Linked DNA regions of Homo sapiens: region 2 is linked to region 1. Evidence: chromatin loops called from intact Hi-C (ENCODE). Cell type or tissue: prostate gland. All regions are shown on one strand. Links, peaks and the distances in the headings refer to the core of each region. The heading gives the core; the rest is flanking DNA.

Region 1 (9,989 bases), core at 1,149-9,148:
TAAAATTTTACCAAGCAAATATCAAAACCTCCTATCAGTGATTAAAGTTCAAGTCTGTATTGAAAGCATCCATCCAATGAACAGAAAGAGTGCATCTTTAAATGGACAGCTCATTTTCCTTTCTTTCTGTTAATATCTTTCAATCACATATGAGTTAAGATTCATTTTAAGTTTTATAGGCATACATCTGCATTAGCATGCAATCAGTATGGTGTATTTACACTACATGAGTGTGTTCATATGGATGATGTAGTGTAATATATCATAGGCTGAAATCCTGTAATTGTTCTGATGTTCTTAATGCCTGACTTAATCCTTCTCACTCTTATTTCATTTTTTCTCATTTTTTAATGTTTTCCCAACTCAATCGTTGCAATCTAATCAACCATTCTATCCCCAAACTATGGAGGGGAATTTTGCAACTTGCATGTAAATGGTTTTAAAAACCTGGTCTATTATTGTCATTTCTGATAGCGCCACTCTCTTCTGGGAAGCTGGTTAGGGCCACACACCAGCTGTGCTCTCAGCGTATTGCCTGTGTTCGTAATTAAAATCAGCCCAAGATTGTCGCAGTGCTTTTATGTTCGCATTAGATCAAACTGGAAAATTTAAACCCTCAAATGCTCGGGTGGAGGATTTGCAAGGGGAGAAACCCTACTCCCCGACCCCAAGCTGGAATCCACATCTAATGCTCTCTCAAAAACACTGTCCTAAAGACAGCATCTAATAAATAATGTTTTTAGAGTTTCTCATCTCTAGAACTTGTATCTCACCCTGCAGATGTGCCTGTTAGAGGAACCACAGGAGATTTGTGACCTAGAGATACTGGAAATGAGAAAGAAAAAAAATATTCCTTGAGGTTTCCTAAGTCTTGCAGAGTGTGGTAAATACTGTGTGTGAAAACTGCCTTTCAAGGCTTCTGTTGTTACTGCCCCCCCTCCACCCCGCCCTTGTCTGTGTTTGAAAACCCTGTCCCATGATTCAATGCAGGGTGTTGACTTTGGATACACATCTCCAGAGGCTGGCCACACCTGAATACACTGAGCCTCTGTGCAACTTCTTCCTGTGGAGTAAAACCCTCCAGCATTCTCAGAGGAAAGAGGCACCTCTTGATCACTCCAGGAGGTGGAAACAGTTCCTGTTTAAAAACCAAGTAAACCCCTCTCATTGCACCCCCTGCTACTTCAGAGGAACACCTCCATTCTGATGGAAGGAACTCGTACTTGGGTCCTGGAACCCTATTTGGGACCCAAACCTCTCCCACTTGTGTGGCCTGACGTGCCTGAGTGCTGTTTGTGTCCTTTTTATTATGTTGAAAACTTTGTTATTCCAAAGAAACATCTGAATCACAGAGCTTAGTTTCCCAGCATGTCGGAAAGCTGGGTGCTGGTGTAAAAAACTCAGATGTGGCTGAAAAGGGAAGTAATGAGAGGGGAGAAAAATAAGAAGAAAGAGTTAGGGTGAGGCTTTCACCTCCCTGGGTTCTTGCCTGGCTCCTCCTAGCTCTAATGAAGGGCTGTCCCTGTCCCCTTCTCCTTAAAGACTGTCCCTCTTCTCCCACCTGCTGGGCAACGTGGCTGTCACCTCGTCATTCCAAGAAGGCAGCAGGGTGTGGCGAGGAAGTGCCACACTGCCTGGGTTCAAGGGTTCAAATCCCAGCTCCAATATTTCATAGCTGTATAGCCTGGAGCCATGCAGCTCATCTCTCTTGCCTCAGTTTCTCCAAGTCTAAAATGGAAATGGTAAAAGGACCAACCTCCTAGGGATGTTGGGAGGATTAAATGAGTAAGTATGGAAGGTGCCTAGAACAGTGCCTGGCTAGATTTGTGTTTGCTGCAGTCATTACTCAGCCTTTTCTCTGCCTTCCATCCCCAGGAATTATGAATTACAGAGTTTTCCCTAATGGAGGTGTCACTGTGCATTGCTGGTTTCCAAGAAGCCATTGCCAAGTTAAAGTGAACCCTTTGTTGTCCTTTTTTTTTTTTTTTTTTTTGAGATGGAGTCTCACTCTGTTGCCCAGGCTGGAGCGCAATGGTGCAATCTTGGCTCATTGCAACCTCCACCTCCCGGGTTCAAGCAATTCTCCTGCCTCAGTCTACCGAGTAGCTGGGACTACAGGCACGCGCCACCATGCCCGGCCAATTTTTTTACTTTTTGTAAAGAAGGGGTTTCACCATATTCACCAGGCTGGTCTTGAAGTCCTGACCTTGTGATCTGCCTGCCTCGGCCTCCCAAAGTACTGGGATTACAGTCGTGAGCCACCGCATCCGACCTCATTGTGCTTTCTAAACCACTCCCGGGCCCCAGTTGGGAGACCCCGGTTGTACATTAGGTACAAATAACCCATCAGATAGGAATCTGCTCCCCGTACCCCACCCTACTCCCACCTGCAGCAGTGAAGCAAGGCCATCTTGAATTCATTTAAGAACAGAGATGAGAAGTGTCAAGTCAACAAAGTCTCTTTTCTGACATGTTTTGTGTTGGTGCTTATTATGTTTCCTGTGTGGTTTTGTTATGAGGACAAGAAACAGGCTACTCTACCTGAGAAAGAAAATGTCACCCGCATGTTGGAAATTCACCCTGACCCAGGCAGTGATAATAGCGTGCCACCGCTCGCTCACACCTCTCTTCAAAGTGGCTTCCTTGGCTTGGTCATGAGCTAATCTTTACCTTGTGGCTTTTTCTGAAAATAGACTTGTCAACACTCAGTCCGAGTCTGGCCCCCAGTCACTGGTTTTCTCTGTTGACAGGCTGCAAAGAATCATGCAGGAAGGGCTCTGTCCATGAATTCCCAATGGTCATGGGTGGTCAGCCAGCTCAGAGCTGATGGTTTGGGTGGGGGCAGGCAGGACACAGCCATAGTCTCAGCTCTTACTAGGGGTATTCGTTTTGTGACTCACATTCCCCCAGGTGCTCACAGCCTGTAGATACCCTTAGGGTCACAATAATTGTATTAATTTAGACTCCCTGGCTCTCTCCTGGCCCATTGACAAAACCTCTGTTCACTTCCAAAGCCCAGCAGTTGCAGCTGGGAGATCCCAGGAGTATCTCGTGCGGTGGTGAAGTGATCCGATCACACACCTTTCCTCTCCGGTGTGAGGCCCTCTGCTTTGAGGCCACTTGCATCCCAGCCATGTTCCCCCCCACCCGCTGCTTCCTTTGGGGAGAATGCCCCCTTGTGAGTCCACGCCCCCCTCAAGCTGCCAGGCCTCATGCATGGGGCCAGAGAGCTAGGGTGCAAATACCATGTGTAAAGGGAAAAGTGTCCTGACCTCAGCTGCCCTTGTGCCCTCAGGCCTGTGCCCACCGTTGGAGACAGGAAACACCTACCTCCACCTTGCCCTCAGGCAGCCCCTCCTGCTGGAGACCAGCTCCTCAGTCCTGTCCAAGTCCCCTGAGGGCAGCTGGGAAGCCCCTGTCTTTTTAGGAGAGGTCTCACTGTTCCACCCCCTCGTCTCTTCCCCCTTCCTGGAATGGAAATTTGTCTTCTGACGCTGCCACCTGGCAGCAGGCGATGGCTGTGGCGAGACTACTCAGAATGGCAGCAGCCACCAGCCCCGAGCTCTGATCACTCCCTCACCACTGCAGGATGGCGAGGCTCCCAAGCCTGCAGGACGAGAAAGGGAGTGTTGACCCATTTTACAGATGAAGAAACAGGCCTCAGAGAAGTGTGCAGTGCCTTTACTGGTGTCCCAGACCGCTGCTGGCAGACCCCAGATCCCATGCTTGTCACCTTCCTGAGCGCCTAGTGAGCTGCCTGACACAGAGGGCCCAGAGAATAGCCCAGAACAGTGCAGCTGCTGCTAGCCTTGGAAGCAGGTGTCCCATTGAGCTATAATTAGGCCCCTTGGTTTTAAAAACTGGTGTGGATTAAAAAGGCTCAGTGAGGGTAGGATGAAATCAATGATTATGGAAATATTGTGCTAAATTTAATGACAGTCGGCCCTGCTTTCAAATTGCTTGCTCCTGTCAGAGACATTTTATAAAAATTTTCCGTTGAGTAGTTGAGCAGTGTATCCAGCATTTCGGGGATAGGATGTGTTTTGTTTTTTGGTTTTTTTTTTTTTCTCTGTGAGGATGCCCAGTCATCCTGTTTTTCCTTTCTGCAGCAGCTGCACAGCCATGGAGGGAAGGCTCTGGAACCTTCTTCCTTGGGGAACTGGGTTTTATTGCCAGTTATAGCTTGGGTGCGTTTTTTGTTACTGTTTTTTATTGACTTCAGGAGCTGCTGTTCTGTGCTCGCTTAGCTTCAATTGGATTTTCCCAGAAGTGGCTTTTTCATTGAACTCTGCCCTCGTGTAACTGTCGTTACTTCTCACTATTTTCCAGGTCGTTCTTTGTTTCTAAGATAAACACCGTGGCTCCCTCGGACCACTCCAGGGCCCCCTGCAGCCCTCACTGCCTCCCTTCCCCCCAGGCCCTTTCTTGGATCTGTGGCTTGCAGAGTCTGCACCCAGTCAAGGGTTTGGAAAGATTCGGGAGACACAGAAAGGCCTACAACTGTTTGGATCTTTGTTTTCTAGAAATAGAGCACCCAGAGATCTTAAAACCCACTTTTGGCATCTGTAGTTCCGTTGGCACTCTATAGTTCCGTTGGCATTTTGCAAAGTCCTGGCACTTACGTGAGTGATTCAGGTCATCTACTATAAAGGATACAGTTTTTTTTTTGCATCTGCGTAGATACAATTTTGTGTCTTGTTTGTGCCATCTTGCCCCATTTACTGGGACTTCACCTCGGTAAGGCAGACTAGTGAATCTTAGGTGGATCTCTGCTAAAAGATCCCAGCCAAACTGCAGTTGCTTCAGAAACTGAATACCACAAGAGGGCAGTAAAGATTTGCAAATGAAAGATTCCATGACACCTGCACACAACAAACAGCAATCAACTGTTGCCTGGATGTCTTTACATTTTAGTGGACATAGAGATGAGATCACCACCTTGTGCTCCCCATTGCTTCTTGGCTTTAGAGGATCTTCAGTGTGCTGCAAAGAAGTCAAGGGTTTCCCAAGAGCTGGATGGCTCCTTCAGTCTATTCTTGCTTGCACTGGGCCCCAGCCCATTTTCTATCTCCCCGGGTTTTTTTTTTTAGCACCAGAGAATTACCCACTTCGAAGCCATGTTGCTGACAGTCTGAAAAACTATTTACTTTGATGATGTTTCTGAGTTCATGTGATTCTTGACCCTGCCACAGCCAACCCATAAAGCCAGTGTGGTGGTAATTCCAAAGGGGAGCATTCGAGCAGGAAAAGGAATAGGTTTCCAAAAATGATTAAGTGCCCAAAGTTCTCGAACAATGCTATGTCATGGCTGTTGCAGTGCGCACTGGGCCTTCCTCTAAGCCGGGCATCAGACGCAAGTGTGCCATCAGCTAGCTCCCTGGTGGGAGAAAAACATTGTTGCAGATGGAAAAACTTAAGGTCATTGGTGGGGAATCCTCATGTAAGCCTGGAGATTTAGCAATTGGGGAGAACGCGGTACAAGGGCAAACCGCCTTTCCAGGAGGTGTTTAGCAGGTGAGACAAGGCGTGCACCACCAAGATTAGCGATCCTAACAGATGTGTCAATTATCAACAGACAAATCTGGGAAACAGGGAAAAATTTGGTTGGCTGCAAAGAAAATCACACACCGGGATACTAGAGGTGAATATTATGTGGTATGAAAAGAACCAAGCACTTCGCAGTTTCCACATCTGGCAAAGTGCCAACACGTCAGGGTCCCACGTTTCTCCTTGGAGAATGGCTCAGTTGCCATGACAACGGAGGCCCTCTCGCTGCCTGTGAATTTATTTTAACCGTGGCAACAGCCAAAGTGGGTGTGTCCATGAAAATATTTCTTGTTAAGAAAACGATTGAATGTGTTGCCCTTACATTTTGCTCTGCTGAATACATACTTCATTCACCACCATTGTATGGCTGCAAAATTTCCTTTTCCTGTGCTGCCTGGCATAGCAAGCATTGTGGAAGAGCCTGAATAGTGATTTAATTCTAGTGCTCTTGAGATTCTTAATTGTCGCTGTTGTGATAGATTAAGAAGATACAGACATTGTACTGAAATCTAACTGCAAATGAGGATGAGTGATTTGAGAACCTGCGTGATACAGGGCAAGGGTCATCGAACTGCAATCCACAGCCCAGACCCCAGCGGCTGCCTGTCTTCACCATTAAGGCTTTATTGGAACACCTTCCCTCCTTTACTCACTTTTGCAGCTTTCGAGCTACAATGGCAGAGTTGGAGAGTTACAACAGAGACAGTATTTGGCCCACAAAGCCACAAATATTTACTATCTGGACCTTTACAGAAAAAGTTTGCTCACCCTCGATGTAGGAGGAAGAGCACTAGGTTCAAAGGCTGGAGTTCTGGATTCAGAGCTCAGGATGGAAAACTGATTTAGACATATCGCGGTGCCCCCTGGGCTCATTCTCCTCATCTGTAACATGGGCAGCCTTGATGAGACTATCCCCAAGTTGCTTTTGAATTCTAAAAGCTCTGTCATCCTCCTGCTGTTAGTCAAAGATTACAGCCCAGATGGGGCAACCTTAGCACAGGGAAACGTACGGGATGATCCAGCATCTAGTTTCAGGGCCTCTGTAGAGAACAGAGCGTCCTTCTCTTCCTCCACCAGCACTGCCACGAAGCGGCGCAGAGGCTGTGGTGAAGTTAGCTCTCTAGACCTCAGCATCTTCATCTGCATCCTAGGCAGGTCAGACTCCCCAGGGACCCTTCTGTGGCTGACAGTCTGTGGTTCTGAGGCCCTCGCTGCAGTTGCCAGCAGGAGAAAGAATGACTCATGCCTGTGATTTGCTGGTCACCTGTGATTCCCGCCTCCGGGAGAAAACTCCAAGTAGCAGGTGTTGACCCAGTTGTGTGGGAGGAATCACCCAGGCCCTTATTTCCAGGTTGCACTTACAGATCGGATTGTGCAACCAGAAAAATGCCGTCAGAAGGAAGTGGGGTGGCTTGGGGGACTGACTTACTAAGGATCACTGTTAAGCTCTCCATACAAATTAGCTCCCCTTCTGTCTTAGTCCACTCGGGCTGCTATAGCAAAATACCATAAACTGCATGGCTTACAAACTGCATATGTTTCTCTCTCTTAGTTCTGAATGCTGGGAAGTCTAAAATCAAGGCAGGTGAGGTGTCTGGTGAAGGCTCACTTTCTGATTCACAGATGGCATCTTCTGGCTTTGCCCACACATGGTAGATGGGATGAGGAGCCTCTCAGGCCTCTTTTTATTAAAGTTTTTATTATTTAGAGACAGGGTCTCATTCTGATGCCCAGGCGGGAGTGCAGTGGCACAATCACTGTTCACTGCATCCTCGAATTCCTGGGCTCAAGCAATCCTCCTGCTTCAGCCTCCCGAGTAGCTAGGACTACAGGTGCACGCCACTGTGCCTGGCTAATTTTTAAAATTATTTTTTGTAGAGATGGGGGTCTCACTGTGTTGACTAGGCTGTTCTCAAACTCCCAGCCTCAAGCTATCTTTCTGCCTCAGCCTTTCAAAAATGCTGGGATTAGAGGCATCAGCCTGGGATCACACCCAGCTTCCAAGGCCTCTTTTATAAGGGCACTAATCCCATTCGTGAGGGATCCACCCTCATGACCTAGTCACCTTCCAAAGGCCCTGCCTCCTGACACCATCATCTTGGGGCTAAGGATTTCAACATGTGAATTTGAGGGAGACACATTCAAACCATAGCACCTTCCAAGACCACTTTCTGTGTTGTGGAAGAAAAGATGTGTTTTTGTTTTGACATCTGAACATAAAACACATATACACAGCCACATGTGAGAAAGAAGTACAGTTAAAAATTCCAACTGTGAATTTAGACACACAACCCAAAAGAAACCAAGAGCCTGCCTTCAGGAATTAGGCTGCCTTGACTCTGGGCTTCTTCCTCTTCTCTTTGACTATTCATGGTGAGATTAAAATGTCTGTCCTTGTGCAGCTGGGCACAAGGGTACTTGTTTGTGACCTCCCCAAAAAGGTCACAAACAAGTAATTAATGTTTCATTCATCCAGGAATCTATCCTGGGGACTTCAAGGATGCACACATATTTAGACCACAAAATTGTTCATCTGCATGTCATTGAAAACAGAACTAGGAAAAACCTAGGTGTCTAACAATAAGGAATGGTTACATCAGCTACAGTAGAGCCGTGTAGTAGGATATGATGCAGTCACTCAAATCATGTGGCAGAAGAGTGCTTATAACCAGAAGTTCACAATAAGCAAAGGGGAGAAGCAGGTTACAAACAATCTGATTCTATCTGTATCACATAGGAAATCATGAAAAGAAAGGATTAGGAAAATGTCCACCAGAATGTTATTAATGATTACCTCTGGGTAATAAAATTATAAGATTTTAGTATATATGCTGCCAAAATGAGTATAAAATTTTAGATGTTTTAGGCCAGCCGTGGTGGCTCACATCTGCAATCCCAGCACTTTGGCCGAGGTGGGTGGATCACTTGAGGTCAGGACCTCGAGACCAGCCTGGCCAACATGGTGAAACCCCGTCTCTACTAAAAATACAAAAATTAGCCAGGCATGGTGACATGTTCCTGTAATCCCAGCTACTCAGGAGGCTGAGGTGCGAGAATCGCTTGAACCCAGGAGGCAGAGGTTGCAGCAAGCCAAGATCACACCGCTGCACTCCTGTCTGGAAGATAGAGCGAGACTCCGTCTCAAAAATAAATAAAAATAAAATTATAGATGTTTTAAATTTTGTTCTCTTTTTTCTGATGTATCCATGCCTGTTAGATTTTCTAAAATGAGCAGGTATACTTTTACAACAAGAGGCAGCCTTGCTGTAGAAATTATTTTAAAGCAACATTTCTGCCTCTTAAAAATGTTATATGAAAAGCTGCCTTCCCCATATACTCTACTCATTGCTTCTGCAAATATTTGAGGACCACCATGCCCCAAACACCATCCTAGGCACTGGAGCTGTGCCGGGGAACAAAACAGACGAGCCGTGCGTGCTCATCCCAGTGGCCGAAGAAAGTAACAAACAAGTAGAGAAATACAGGATTGGTAATGAGAAGAGAGGGAGGGAGTATGCACCACAGAAACCGGTGCAGGGACAATGTCAGAAGGAGTAGGGAGCCTCGGGGCTAAAGCATCCTTTGAGCAGAGATAGAAGGGAGTCCCGTGCCTATCTGGGTCAGAGGAAGTGCCCAACTGCAAAGGCCCTCAGGCGGCAGCGTGCTTGGCGTGTCCCAGCAGATGAAGTATTGAGCCAGAGAACAGCGGACATTTTATTTACTCTAACTGTGCTACCCAGGAGGCTGTCATGCCCATTAAGTAGCATCATTTTAACCTGTTGCCCCGTTACCGAGTAGAAGATAATAGATATCATGACTTGGAGCTTATTAGAAATACACAGGCCATATTCCACTAACGATACCGTGAAAACCCTCAGTTCCTTTGTGGCTTTCTGCTTCGAAACACTTGATCTCTCTTAACTAACGTTGCAGTGGGTGCAGGTAAAGGCATTACCTTAGAGGTATGATGCTGTGCTGGGCATCCTTGGTTATATATGGCATGGCTATTTCTGTTAACCATGCCCTGTTACATGGAATAGCAATGAATCACCATCAGTGTTGTTTTGCCAGTGTTGTTCAGATTAGCTGTGAATACAGAGGACTTTCATCGTTGTACAAAAAATGGTAGGAGAAATCCACAATTATTCATTTGTTCCTATGGTTGGTCATCGTTGGCCTGTCCGTGGAATCTTAGAAGTAGAAAGAAGCTTCTGTTGTCATCTCTCCACACGTTGCAACTGTCTTTGATAAGTATATTACTCAAAGCCTTATTTTCGAGAATGCTAAGAGATCATGTATTTTTGAAGACATATTTACAAAATAGGTGAGAATGAACACATTTAAAGTGGAATGTAGTTACGTTACTGGAAAGAAGTCCCAATCCAGACCCCAAGAGAGAGTTCTTGAATTTCATGGAAGAAAGAATTTGGGGCAAGTCCACA
Region 2 (8,000 bases), core at 1-8,000, 260 kb after region 1:
TCCCTTCGAGAAAGCACATGGGGCCTGGCGCGGTGACTCACGCCTGTAATCCCAGCACTTTGGGAGGCCAAGGCAGGTGGATCACCTGAGGTCAGGAGTTCAAGACCAGCCTGGCCAACATGGTGAAACCCCGTCTCCGCTAAAAATACAAAAATTAGCCGGGCGTAGTGGTGCATGCTTGTCATTCCAGCTACTCGGGAGGCTGAGGCAGGAGAATTGCTTGAATGTGGGAGGCAGAGGTTGCAGTGAGCTGAGATCCCACCACCGCACTCCAGCCTGGGTGACAGAGTGAGACTCTGTCTCAAAAACAAAAACAAAAACAAACAAACAAAAAAAACAGAGGCCAGGTGCAGTGGCTCGCGCCTATAATCTTAGCACTTTGGGAGGCCAAGGCGGGTGGATCACCTGAGGTCAGGAGTTCGAGACCACCCTGACCAATATGGTGAAACCCCCAACTCTACTAAAAATACAAAAGTTAGCCAGAATGGTGGCAGGCACCTGTAGTCCCAGCTACTCCTGAGACAGGAGAATTGCTTAAACCTGGGAGGCGGAGGTTGCACTGAGCTGAGAGCTCGCCACTACACCCCAGCCTGGGCAATAGAGCAAGACTCCATTAAAAAAAAAAAAAAAGCGAAAGCACATGTAACATAAGTGGGGGAAGCGATCCTATCAATGGGATGACCTGGCATATGCTTTAGGGGCCAGCCCCAGTCCTTTATTAATAGTAATGCTTTCCCTACCCACAATGCCCAGAAGGCGTCCACCATGGAGCTGAGAACCACAATGCTGCCCAGTTCTTATGCTGTGCAAGCCAGGGAAGCTCAAGACAGGTGAGGCAGAGTGACTTACGCAAGGTGGCATGGCTCAGGAGCAGAAAGTGGCTGTGGGGCTGCCTGGCTGGGGCTCTGTCCCAGCATAACCTCCCCTTGGGTGCGTACCTGGGCAAAGGTTGGGCAACACACAGCCACCGTAGCGTGCGGCAGCAATAGGTGCAGAACAGCGATGGAAACTCCCTCCCGTGGTGTCTGTGCCTCGGGCCTCCATCGCGGTTAACCTGCATACAGTCTCAGAGAAGCGGCACTGCCCTCCATGACAGCCTCCCCTCAACAAGGATGCTCTCTCCAGCGGGTGCATGGGCTTGGTCTCCTGGGAAACAGCTTCAAAAAGGGAACAAACTGGTTCTAAGCTCCAGGGAGAGGCCAGGGAGGGCCTGCCTGGATCTGCCCCCAACGTCCCGTCCCCCAATTCTTGTTCTGTATCCCCATGAGACTCCGGGAAGTGCTGCGCGAGACTCTCTTTTCTGAACTGCGAGGCAGGACATGGTACCAGACAAAGGACTTTTTTTCTAGCATTATCAACTTCTTCCAATGAAAAACTTTTCAAAGCTGTGAAAATGACATCCCGTGATTTTACTGTTTGTTTACTTCTTCCCCCTTCAACCATAAAAGGAAGAAAGGGACAAGATAAATAAAGAGATGAGGGACTGGGGCGGATAGAAAAATCAAGTAGGAAAATGAGAGATGATGGCTGCGTCCAGCTAGTGTCCACAGTACCGACTGCAGAAGCCAGCTGGGGGCCGAGGCAGGCCACAGCTTTGTCGCTGAGCTTCCTGGAGGCCAGGACAAAGAAAGGAGTGTGGCCAGAGGTGTGTTCACAGGGGGCATACAATAAAAGGGGAATATTTCATAATAGAAGCCCAGCTCTTCCTGAAACAGAGGCCTAGAAAAAACGATGCCCCTTATTCGAGGGACATTCTGTTAAAATGGACTCTGTTGAAAAGGCAGCATGGGGTAGGGGAAAGAGGCCAGGCTTTGGGGTTGGACCTCTAGAGTTCAAAACCCCAGTTTCCAGGCAGCTGTGTAGCTTTGGGCAGGTTAGGTGACCTCTCTGAGTTCTTGTTGATGTCTGGAAAGTGGGATAATGAGGCAGTGAATGGAAAGGTGCCCAGCACATATCTATGGATGCCCCCCGCGCAGAGTGCTCGTTAGGGTACCTCTGGGTGGAATCAGTGGTCCCTGGTGTCTGCATTCTTCGAGGCTCCTGGGTGTGAGCCTATGAGGTGGAGACAATGACAGACTGAGCTGCCAACCCCGAATGTGCACAGGGGACCCTTCTGGTGAAGCACCACAGCCTTTACAAAGCAGCCACTTCCGCCCCCACAGGCCCCAGGCTCTCTGCAGGCTTTTCCCAGGGTCTATCTGGAGTTGGGCTTGAGTCAAACCCTTTCCTCCCCCATTAGTCCACGTGGAAGCCGCCGCATCAGATGGCTTTGCGGTGCATGGGCTTGCAAGGGCTTTGGACTTTAACTGGAGCTGCTCTTGCACCCCTCCCTCCCTCCCACCCTGACGCCGTGACTTGCCTCTGAGGACTGTAGACCCAGAGCAAGCTCTCCACGTCACCACATCCAACACGGCCTGCCTGCTACCATGGCAAGCCCACAGAGGTGGAGGTGTCGGGAAATGCTGTTTAACTGCCTCTCCTCCTTCCACCGCTATCACCCCATTTCTGAAGGAGAATGTGGAAAGGTAGAGGGCAGTTTCTTGACTCAAGCCCAGCTCCAGACAGAGCCTGGGAAAAACCAAATGAGTAAAAATCATCAGTCTCCCTGGCTCACCTGCCACTAGCATCTGTCACCTCCTGGGCCCAGGGACACAGGAAGGGGCTGGATCTTCATTCCAGCTCCCCCTTTCCTCCCCACCATGAGTCCACATGGAAGCAGCAGCATCAGACGGTCAGCATTGAAGCCACATGGCCCCGGGTTTGAGTCCAGACTCCCACTTGTCAGCTGTGTGTCTTCAGACAAATTGCCTAACCTCTCTGAACTTTGTTGTTCAGAGAGCAATTTTTCCTTCATTGTTAAGTTAGGAGCATCATAGAATCAACCCTGGGGTTGTGAAGTTATATGAGAAAAAACATGGAAAATACCCCTTCTCGTGCCTGGCACCTTATAGATATTCAAAACATATCATCGCTTTCTCTCTATTTCCATGTTTCCTGAACCATGGAATTTTTCCCAGAAGACATAAGTTGCCCAAATTTTGTAAGCTGCCCCAGGTCAGCTCACCAGCCTGCAGGGTCCAGGAATGGAAGAAGCTGAGCACCCCCCAGTGGAGGCCACGGTGTTATTTCCTCACCTCTCAGAGGCAGGGCGTTCTGAATGGCTCCTGTGAACTGCAAAATCAGAGACTGAGGCTCTCAGCTGGGAGCTGAAAGAGGGCCTAGCACCCAGGCTGTGGCTGGGCTGGGGATGGCAGCCACCCAGGTGTGTGTTCCCAACATCACATTTTCTGGCACAGTGACTTTGCCAAGTGCCCTAGCCTGGCCCCAAGGAGGCAGAGAGGAACTGGGGAACTTCCAGTAGCCTCAGGGGTGGGAACTGAGTGCCCAGATTGATACTCAGGAACAGAGACAGCGCTCGTGGGGGTTGTGACTGACCCTCGCATCTCCCTGTCACTTACCGACACCTGCCGAGAGCCCTGCCGCGTCAGGTGACCTCCCAGTGTCTCAGGGCCAGGGCCAGGGTAGAGGAGGACAAGGCACCGGAGTGAAAACCATCAGGATTGGAGTCAGGGGACCTGTGGCCTGGTCCTGACTCCGCCACTCACCATCTGGACAGTCTTTGGCTTGTCACTCAACCTCCTAGAGCCTCGGTTTGCTCGGCTGTCAAATTGGCAAATAAAACCTGTCCTCCCCTCCCTCCTCCCTCTGTCTTTCCTCTTTCCTCCTGTCGTCCTCCCCTCCCTTCTCCCTCCATCCTCCCCTCCCTCCAACTTCTTTCCATCCCTCCATCCTTCCCACCTCCATCCCTCTCTCTAACTTCCACCCTCCTCCCTCCAACTTCCCTCCCTCCTTCCAGCTTTCCTCTATCCTCTCCATCCTCCCTCTTTCCCTCCCTCCATCCTCCCTCCCTCCTTCCTCTCTTTATTCTTTCTTCCTGGTCCCTCCCTCCCTGCATCTTCCATTCCTCCTTTCTCCTCCCCATCGTCCCTCCTCCCTGCCTTCATCTTCTTTCTATCCCTGAGTCCTCCCTGCCCCGCCCCACCCCCAGGGTTCTGTGAACATCCAAGCCAAGGATGTTTGTGAAAGTGCTGTGAGAAGCACAGCGGCCGTGCTCCCACAGAGGCACCACACAGGACACAGTGACTTCAGGCTCCTTTTCTTGGAAACACTGTTGGCTGTGGCCTCTTTTCCCTCTGACACCTTGGCAAGGAGGAGCCTGCTGGTGGTAACCTCACACGTCGGCTGTGCTTCCCGCCAGTGTGGTCTCGCTTGGACAGCACCGCCCCCTCCGTCTCCAGCCCACTCAGTCACCAGTTCATCCATCCAGCAAATGCTGCCAAGAGCCTGCTCTGTGCCTAGCAGAGACAGAAGTCCCTCTCCTGCAGTATCCCTCGGGGTTCCTTTCACCCTCCCCAGGCCTATGGGCTCCACCTCCGACACACGCCCACTGCCTTCCTTCCCTCCACCTCTCTCCATCTCAGAGCACTCCCAGCTCTGTCATCTCTCGCCTGGATGCCCGCTGTAGAGTCCTGACTGGTCACTCTCCCTGCTCTCCACACACAGCCAGAAAGAGCTTGTAAAAATATCAACCAGATCACATCATTCCCCAGCTCAGTACCTTCTGGTGAGAACACATCCCTCTGTGATAAAGTCAGGCTCATTCCCTGATACCTGAAGCCCCATGGATCCAGCCCGCCCCACGGATCCAGCCCGCCCCACTTTCTGACTCTCCAGGAGCTTCGTGCGCAGAAGGGAGTCGAAGATGACATCTGAACTAAGTCTGTGTGATGGTCAATAGGACGGGGGTTGTGGGTGGGGGATCGATGAGACCTGCATTTGAATCCTGCTCTGCCCTGTGTTAGCTCTGTGACCTTGGACAGACTCCTTAGCTTCTCTGGGCCTCAGTTATTTTCTCATCTGTAAAATGGGGATATAATGATAGACCCTCCCCTCCCCCATCTCATCAGATGATCAGAACGATTAAATGAGATTGGACATGGGAAGCCCTGAGGGTGGCCCAGGCACCACGGGGCAGGGAGCAGAGCTGGGTGCAGAACCAGACCTCACCTCTCTCTTGTTTTTTTCTGAGAGCTACCACACGCACCTGCAGGGCCAGGGGCTGCCTTGGAGAGCAGAATTACTTAAAACTGTGTCGTCCTTAGGTGTTTGTGGGGCACCTGCTGAGTGCCTGGCTTCAGGCCGGGCATTGTGGGCACAGAAAGCCCCCAGGGTATTTACTCTCTGGTTCTGGAGACCCTGGGGCACCAGCAGTAGGACAGACACCATACAGGGCACGATGTGGAGAGGGCAACAGAACACGTCCTAGACGTTAGGGGCTCCTCCCGGACGCCCTAAGGAGGCCTATCCCATAGGGTTGTCAGGAGAATCAGATGGGAAATACGCACAGGGCTCCCCGCACATCTGTCTCACCATAGACCTGAAATAAACAGCAACTCTTTTGCTTGGCATCTTGGAGAGGAGGTAGGATATGGTGATAAAGGGCCCAGATCCCAGAGTGAGTCAGGGTTTGAATCCAGGATCTGCCTCCTACTAGCTGTGGGGCCTTAAGCCAGTCATTGCACCTCCTTTGAACCTCAGTTGCTTTCTCTGCAATATGGGGTTGTTAGCGATACCTGCTATGCAAGTTTGCTGGCAGGAGTCGCGATAAAGTATCTAAGTGCTTGCTTTGGAGCTGGCATAACATGTGTTCAATGCATGTAGTTATTCTCATCTGCTAACCCAAAAAATACGTGGTACATGGGGACAGGGGAGGGGACCCAGAGTGAAGATGGGTCTCAGAGGAAGGGGGGCTTCGGTTCTTAATTCCCAGGGTTCCTCCTGCCCACTTCACCCCTCCCCCACACACCAAAGCACAGGCAAGAAAAGGACACAGATCCCCAAAGACTCCCTGAGGACATTTCAGGACACCCAGGCTCCCTTCCAGGGGCCGGACAGTCCGGCCAAGGCCATGTCACCAGCTCATCATTAACATGCGATGGGGGAGGGATGCCCCGTACTCGCTTCCGGCCCTCAGCTCTGAAAAGCCTGATAACAAGTGCACATTGACGGCCCAGGTTCCCCAGGGCGAGCACGCTGTCCCTGCCTCGCATCTGAGCCTTCGCCCGAGACATTTTCTCGCTTCAGCAGTTTGGCATGTCATACAAAGGGGCTCTGATTTTTCCTGATATCCAACTCCTCTTGCATGAAAAATGGCTTTGGTTGTCTTTCTGCCTGCGGATTCCTGAGCGTGAGTGGAGGCCAGATGCCTGGTGGGCAGAGTGTCCTCACTTGCTCAACCGTTTGGAGGATCTCCCGTCTTCTACCTTGTGGCCTGCGGCCTTGAGGTTCAGTCTCTGGGGGAGTTCCCTGCTGGCTGCAGGCCTGCCCCGCACCCTCCTTCCAGCCAACCCCCTTCCCTCACCCTGGTGGTTTCTGATGTGTCTCCAGTCTTCTTTGTGCTGCTGCCATTCGCACAGTCCCAGTCACCACACCCACACGGCCAACCTGAGGTTCCTTTTTGTGTGAGCATCCTCTGCAACCCAAACCCATTTTCCCCATTCCCCAGTGCCGCCTTCTCTTCCTCTCGTCCCTCTTTCTCTCCTTTCTTTCTTCCTTGTATTTCTAATTAATTCTTCCCCTTTTCCCTTTGAGTCTGCCATCTTTGTAAACCACGCAAGCCCTCTCCTGCTTCCTGTTCAAGTCAGTCTTTTGAGAGTTCTTGAAGCATTTCCTAGATAAAAATGTATTATTTTAACTCTGTGATTATTAGGAGGGTTATTAAACATGAAGAGAATTCTATTAAATGGCAAATTGAGTGAGCCAAAAACCCACAGATGTGGAACCTTTGAAGATCATCTGGTACGAAACAGATGTGACTGTACCAGTGGCTGCTTTATCAAGCTGGGAACAAATATTGGAAGGAAATTCACCAAAATGTTAAACTGATGGTCATGGGAATGAGGAGTGACTTATCTGATCTCCTTCTTCTTTCGAACTTCTGTGATGCAGAGAGGAAAAAATATAAACCCGATATTTAGATGAAAAGCATCCCAAGCCCAGTCTCCAGACAGATGAATGGGTGTGTATGCCGATTTGACACGGCCGGTGTTTGTTCTTTTCATGCTTTTTTTTTTTTTTTTTTTTTTGAGATGGAGTCTCACTCTGTAGCCCAGGCTGGAGTGCAGTGGCGCAATCTCTGCTCACTGCAACCTCTACCTCCTGGGTCCTGGTTCAAGTAATTCTCCTGCCTCAGCCTCCCAAGTAGCTGGGATTACAGGCATGTGCCACCATGCCCAGCTAATTTTTGTATTTTTAGTAGAGATGGGGTTTCACCATGTTAGCCAGGCTGGTCTTGAACTCCTGACCTCGTGATCTGCCCACCTCGGCCTCCCAAAGTGCTGGGATTACAGGCATGAGCCACTGCACCCAGCCTGTTCTTTTTATTCTTAAATGCATCCAGGAACACGCTCCCAGGCACTATGCCCAGCGACTTCTTGCCAGCATTTTATTACAGGCCACTTCTGACTTATAACCAAATTGATTCCTGGATCAAAGCCTTTGCAAGCCAACCACAGTTGAATCTTTATTTCCTGTCAGCACAATTTCCACATTGGGCTTCCATCCCTAGAAATCCATCTCCTACAATAAAAGTGCTAAAACTGACCATGAAAGTAAGTGAGAAGGAAATAAAACCCAGATCTATGCTTTTACAAACCTTTATCACATGTGTAAACCTAAGTACTTAATCGGAAAGCTGTGTCGTGAGAGGCCCCTCAGGGAGAATTTTTCTGCCTGAGTCAGATGGCTCAAGATTTCTTAATATGTGACTCCGATGAGGTTTGAGCAGAAGACGCTTGCTTTTTTAAATTATTTCCCTAGGAAACTGTCCTGTGGCAAGCTTAAGCAGGCTTCATTGCACCAAAAATCTTCAAACTCTTTAAAATAAAAGATTCTTTTACCTCAAAAATTTTCCATTGACAATTCCCTTTGTGTAAATTCTT

What was found. Hi-C counts contacts between places; a loop is a spot of excess contacts. Peaks named below come from ENCODE experiments on the same cell type or tissue, not always from the same donor. Only the 100,000 strongest peaks of a DNase experiment are listed, where the experiment ranks them.
Region 2: a loop joins it to region 1, with 5 times the contacts of the local background. A loop is called at or near these places in 14 of 110 quality-filtered maps.

What each region holds. Positions count from the first base shown.
Region 1 is chr17:66,711,077-66,721,065 of GRCh38, forward strand. All of the region lies in intron 8 of PRKCA (protein kinase C alpha), which reads left to right. Among named protein-coding and RNA genes, the nearest start is that of MIR634, 71 kb to the right of the region's middle. RefSeq lists enhancers at 2,727-2,786, 3,417-4,113. In prostate gland, for the core only: a CTCF peak has its summit at 4,822 (motif pointing right); a DNase peak (open chromatin) is centred at 4,805; H3K27ac peaks cover 1,687 bases.
Region 2 is chr17:66,972,623-66,980,622 of GRCh38, forward strand. The region is part of intron 1 of CACNG4 (calcium voltage-gated channel auxiliary subunit gamma 4); the gene reads left to right. Among named protein-coding and RNA genes, the nearest start is that of CACNG4, 12 kb to the left of the region's middle. RefSeq lists enhancers at 2,857-3,811, 3,812-4,765, 5,510-6,087, 5,871-6,165, 6,088-6,664. In prostate gland, for the core only: a CTCF peak has its summit at 3,124 (motif pointing left); DNase peaks (open chromatin) are centred at 3,209, 4,236, 7,483 and 7,776; H3K27ac peaks cover 369 bases.